Linked DNA regions of Mus musculus: region 2 is linked to region 1. A link is a contact called in ENCODE Hi-C or POLR2A ChIA-PET data. All regions are on one chromosome and are shown on one strand. Each heading gives the region's core, a stretch centred on a gene start or an enhancer-like site at or near the end of the contact. The rest is flanking DNA. Distances are from core to core; before and after follow the strand shown. Region 1 holds the start of Peak1 (pseudopodium-enriched atypical kinase 1). Region 2 has its middle 46 kb from the start of Gm31529.

Region 1 (2,702 bases), core at 85-2,584:
ATATGTGTTCTCTTGACTACATACTTAATTTGCCAAGGTAGATAAAGGGAGGACAGTGTGGCTGAAAAAAAAAAAGAGAAAGAAAGAAAAGAAAGAGAAAGAAAGAAAAAGATCAAGTCAACAGATAGGCCACCAAACAGAATACTCAAAGCAATTCCGACTCAGGTGAAAAAGCAGTTCATGCACATCATCCAGTGGCTTAAAAATAGTCTTTTATGTAAGTCACCAAGTATTTAATTGAGAGTGTACTCTTACCACATTCAACAGAGGCAAAGAAAAATGTACTGGGTTTTCTATAGTAAGGCCAATAAAGATGAAATCATAGTTTTCCTCTAACTCATCTCTATCCTTCAACACCAGCCATCCAATAACTCCATTCCACAGCTCTGGTTCCTCAATTTGGGTCCTTAAAAACTGGACTGCAGACATGGGGCCTGGGGGAGGGGGACTGGAGGGCGGACTACTCTTTGATATTGCTCTCAGCAGTCCTTAATGAAGTCCAAGAACAAAATCAAGCTCTCCAACAAATGGAGCATAAGATGGGGGATAACGAGAAGGGGACCCAATTCAGATGGGTAGTCCTCTTCGAAGGAGGAAAGGAAATTGGCAAGAACCCATAAGCCAAAGGGCAAAGAAAAACAAATGTCTAACCCAGCCTCTCAAAATCCCAAACCCCTAAGCAACCTAGGAAGCCTGCGCACATTAGGGGCTCCCTGGCCAGAGCGTAAAGTGAGCAGGCACAGAGCCACCGGTTCCGTCCTGACTGCTGAGGCAAGGCTGAGCCTGATCCTCCAAAGTCTGGGAGTGAGGCGACCATACAGACTAGGCAGAAGCCCTTCTTGCCCCAGCCTCCACATCTCCAGCTCCTCTAAGGCTTCACTTTCCCCTGGAGCCTCGCAGCCCAGCCCCGGGAAGTCCCTAGCCGCCAGGTTCCAACTTTCCCTCCTCTGGGGGGCGCCGCGCTCCCGGGACCATCGCAGCCAGGGTAACGAGGCCTGGGCCGGTGGGGGGCATGAGAGGGCTCGCGGCGCCCGCGGGGCGCGTGGGTGGCCGGGGCACTGCAGCCCGCGCCCCGCAGGACGCACGGGCTGCCGAGCCCCTGCGGCGCCACCCAGTCCCGATCCCCCCTAGGTCCGCGTCCTCACCTCTCGGCGACCCTGGCCCCATAAGCCAGCGCGTGTGGGAAAGGGACCGGAGGGTACGTGGGCAACCCTGCCCCCGTTACCTGAGGGGAGCACAAGCCGTTGCGATATTCAGCATTGCCTCCTGTCCCGTCCCCTTTCTGGTGATCGCGGCCGCCTCCACCGAGCAACTGACACAACTAACTAACTACTCGCGGCCGCGGAGTCCACAGCGCGCTCCCGGCCGCTCTCCGTCCGCCCAGCCCACCAGTCCGCTCGCTCCTCCCAACCCTGCACGCCGCCCCGCCGCGCGCACCCTTGCCGCTTCACTTCTTCAGACCGCGCGCGCTCGCCCGCGCGTGCCCGCACCAAACCTCGGCGGTCTCCGAGCTCTACTCTCAGCCCCATGGGAGGAGTTGACAAGAGGCCACGCCTCCCTGAGTGCCAATATCCGGAGAACACGAGCTAGAGAAAGTCTGATTGGCTGAGGGGTGGAGCCAAAGCCAGGGGGCGGGGCGGCAGGGACCTTGAGTCCATGTGACGGGGAATTTGGGTTCAATTAAACGCCAGTGGAAAGAAACAGCGCAGATTTGGATTTTTTTCGGGGCCGAATCACCTTAAGTCAGCCATTCGTCTAGTACAGAATAACTATCCTCTAAGAGTCCAGTATACAGTAATTAAAATTTAAGTCCCACTATTTTTTGAGAGCCTTAGCAATGAAAATGAAAACTACATTTCCCAAGAACCTTCGCGAAAGTGTGTCTCACCTTGCGTGGTCACGTAGTCCTTCGCCGCATTGGGCAAAATAATCCCTTCATTTCTCTGAAAGTATCGGGTATAACATTTCACGTCTCTCCTCAACGGAACAATTCTCAGTATTACCACGTTAAAAGAAGTTACCTATCTGGAGGTGACTAAGTGATTAGGTAAAGAGTAAGAAAAGACACCAAAATAAAGTACTGCGGAGGAATTTCTGTCAAGCTGTGAGACGACGGAGTGAAGAGTGAAGGCGATTGCGAGGGGCTGAGGGAATTGTCCTCTGTGCAAGGGACTTTCATTAGTCCCCAGGCCCCTGCCTGCTCCTGCCGTCAGCAGGTTAGTAAGCAAGACGAGCATGGGGGTGGCAACAGTCGAGATGTCCTTCCCCCTTTGAAGATCATCCTTCTTTTGCTGCTGCTGTTATTGGTTTGTCTTGGTTTAAGGCCCACTGAATGGGGGCGCCTCACTTCCGGTTGGGGGAAGGGAGACATGCTGTCATAGGGGAGGGGGAACTGTAACTCACTTCCTGTGGGGGTAGGATGATGTTTGGGGGGTGTCCAAGCCACTTCCCGTGTTGATGAGAGCCAGAAAAGGTGTTGGTTTGTGCCATTCTCAGAGAGAGTTCCTACAGCCTTGGGGTTGTATTTTCACGTCACAAGTTCGGTTATTTCCCCAAATTATGATAATCACCAGGCCACGATCAGAATTTATGTATTTTGTTTCTGTGTGTAAATTGGAAAATCTCTCCCCAGCAAGATTGTCTTAATGCTGTCTCCAAAGAATTTTAAACACCTTGTTAAAATTCTCTGCAAGATTACATAC
Region 2 (2,702 bases), core at 81-2,580, 120 kb after region 1:
CTTCATATGAATCTATTCATCTGGACAGGTGTGCATAGAGAGATGGAGAGAGGAGCCTGGCCACAGAGCTACCCTCTGCCTCTGGCCTGTGCTTACCAGGCCAGCCTTCCCGCTCCAGGCCTGGGTTCTGAACCCTGTGACTGCCCACAGATTCTGCTTTTGAGTGGCTGACCTGGAAAATGCTTCCAGTCACCTTAGCTACAGAGAGACACACATGGAGGTGAATAAAGGCAGATAAAGCCAGAGATAAAGGATGGAGCTCTTCACTTGGGGGAGACCTTAGACTAAGAAAGACTGGGCCAGTGAGAAGTCTCAGTGGGTAAAGGAACTTGTCCCCAAGTCTGATGACCTGAATTAGAACCCTGGGAACAGGTGGTAGAAGGAGAGAACTCCCCCAAGTTGTCCTTCAAACTCTACATGTGCATGTGCATAGAACACACACACATTCAAAAAGTAAAATATAAAAAACAAAACAAACCAACTAGACAAACAAACAAAAAAACCCACCAAGGAGCTGGAAGGATGGCTGAGTGCTTGAGAGCACAGGATCCTCTTCTAGGCTCAGTTCCCAGCACCCGCGTGGCAGCTCACACCTGCTGTAACTCCAGCTCCAGAGCTTCTGACACCTCACACAGACACACAAGCAGCCAAACACCGATGAACATAAAATAAGAATAAGTTTTATATACAGCAGATGATAGTGGCACACACCTTTAATCCCAGCACTTGGAAGACAGAGAGGTAGGAGGGTCTATTCCTATGAGTTCAAGGCCAGCCTGGTCTATAGAGCAAGTTCTAGGATGGCCAGGGCTGTTACACAGGAAAACCATGTTTTGAAAAAGAAGAGAAGGAGGAGGAGGAGGAGGAGGAGGAGGAGGAGGAGGAGGAGGAGGAAGAAGAAGAAAGAAGAAGAGGAAAGTGGGGGGAGGGGAGGGGAGGGGAGGGGAGGGGAGGGGAGGGGAGGGGAGGGGAGGGAAGGGAAGGGAAGGGAAGGGAAGGGAAGAAACATCAAAATTTTTGTTGTCTTGTTTTTTTAGATAGGATCTCACTATGTAACCCTACCTGTGGCATGGAACTCAGTTGCTATATCAACTAGGCTGGCCTTGAACTAACAAAGATACACCCTGTCGCTACTTTGAAAGTGCTTACTATAATAAAGTTTGTTTCAAATGAATAAATAGAAAGACCATAAAAAAACAGCAGCTGCCTAGTATTTGCTGGGGGAGAGCAGTGAGGACAATGGGGAAGGGCAAGCCTGCAAACGGGCTCCCGATGCTGTGCCCGCTGGTGTTTTCTTTGTAGGAAACAGAACACGTCCTCTGGTCTGAGTGGGAAGACAGAGGCAGGAAGCAGATGGCTGTCCCTCAGGGCCCAGGGCCAGCCTAGACGGGCTGCCTTCCCAGAACAGCTCTATGATGGACCCAGGGCCTCTAGGTCTTGGGGATGTGGCTTTCGGTTTACTTTCTGCCTTGTTTCTGTGGGCACTGTGCGAACTGGCCTGTGTGGGCCCTGCAACTTAAGGCCGGGAGCCACAGCGCCTCCCTTGACTTCCTGTGGGTCTGCCTCAATGCACCAGCTACTGTTGGAGTGCACTGTCCTAGGGTAGCCAGGTGGCCAGGGTGCCAGCAACCTTCTAGTCTGGACTCTTCATGTCGAATTGCACAGATGGAGAAACTGAGACAGAGACTGCAGTTAATTGTGCCAGGCCCTTCCTAGCCAGTGGTAGTGACAAAACTGGGCCAAGGTACCTGGTTCCCACTCAAGACTAACAATGTACCTCAAGTCCCTTGTTCCTCTGGGCTTCCCTGAGCTGGGGTAGACTTCGGAGACCCTGGGCCTCAAGTTTTCCAGGATTTCTCTCTGGACTGAAGTAGGAAGAGTGAGCAGAAAGGGGCGTGGCCTTTCTCCACTCTGGCCTGTTCTGCCTGCGCTCCTTTAGCCCAGAAGCACCTGACCCAGTGATGAGAGGCCCCCAGGCTCCTCCACAAGCCAGCTCGGTTGCACTCAGCTGGGAATCAACCTTGGCTTTGAAGTCCACTGCTGGCCAATAGAGCCGCCGCTAGAAAGCCATGCCAGTTCTCCATCTTCATCTGTGAAATGGGCTCCTAACACCCTTGATCTGACCGACAGGGGGAGCTATGCCATCCACTTGCCCAAACTGCGGCTGAGAGGGGCCAGAATCCTGACTTCTCTGGAGAGACGTAGGGAGCAGCAGCCAACAGGGGTATTGAGTGTCTGTGCTCTCTAGGAAAAGCTGGGTGTGGGTGGTCTGGCTGGTGGCCCCACATTGCAAGACCCACCCAATCACGGGTCTTCATAGGGACTGCCCAGATTTTTAACCATCTACAGGACAAAGGAAATAACAGGTCCTCACATGACCGGCTTTGTGAATGGTGGGAGGGGCCTTAATTTATCAATCTTCCCAGTCAGTCCACACCCACAGTTTAACGGCTTGCTTTCTTCCTTCCTTCCTTCCTTTCTTTCTTCCTTCCTTTCTTTCTTTCTTTCTTTCTTTCTTTCTTTCTTTCTTTCTTTCTTTCTTTCTTTCTGGCCAATGACAAATAAATGGGGAGGGGGTGGGGGGTGTTTCTGTCACTGTCCCCAGCAAGATTTGTCCCCTTGTTCCCTAGTCTGCCTCTTTAAGTAGCTTAACACCTCCTCCAGATTTTTTTTTTTTTTTTTTAATGCTTTTCCTCAGCTTA

Evidence for each region. A loop is a pair of places that touch in the nucleus more often than their neighbours do. ChIA-PET counts read pairs that join two places held with the same protein, here RNA polymerase II (POLR2A).
Region 2: POLR2A ChIA-PET joins it to region 1 with 24 read pairs in embryonic stem cell. The contact joins the enhancer-like site here to the promoter of Peak1 in region 1. A Hi-C loop is called at or near these places in 1 of 37 maps with a recorded cell type or tissue (gastrocnemius). POLR2A ChIA-PET finds 5 or more read pairs at or near these places in 4 of 5 experiments (Patski and embryonic stem cell).

What each region holds. Positions count from the first base shown.
Region 1 is chr9:56,416,716-56,419,417 of GRCm38, forward strand. Peak1 (pseudopodium-enriched atypical kinase 1) reads right to left here and starts at 1,335. Exons shown (of 7, transcript NM_172924.3): 1 at 1,226-1,335. Hmg20a (high mobility group 20A) reads left to right here and starts at 1,904. Exons shown (of 10, transcript NM_025812.3): 1 at 1,904-2,216.
Region 2 is chr9:56,532,706-56,535,407 of GRCm38, forward strand. No RefSeq gene overlaps it. Among named protein-coding and RNA genes, the nearest start is that of Gm31529, 46 kb to the right of the region's middle. Within about 2 kb of position 1,331, at least 1 of the 3 ENCODE cell types and tissues checked has a DNase peak (open chromatin) inside an H3K27ac peak, as active enhancers do.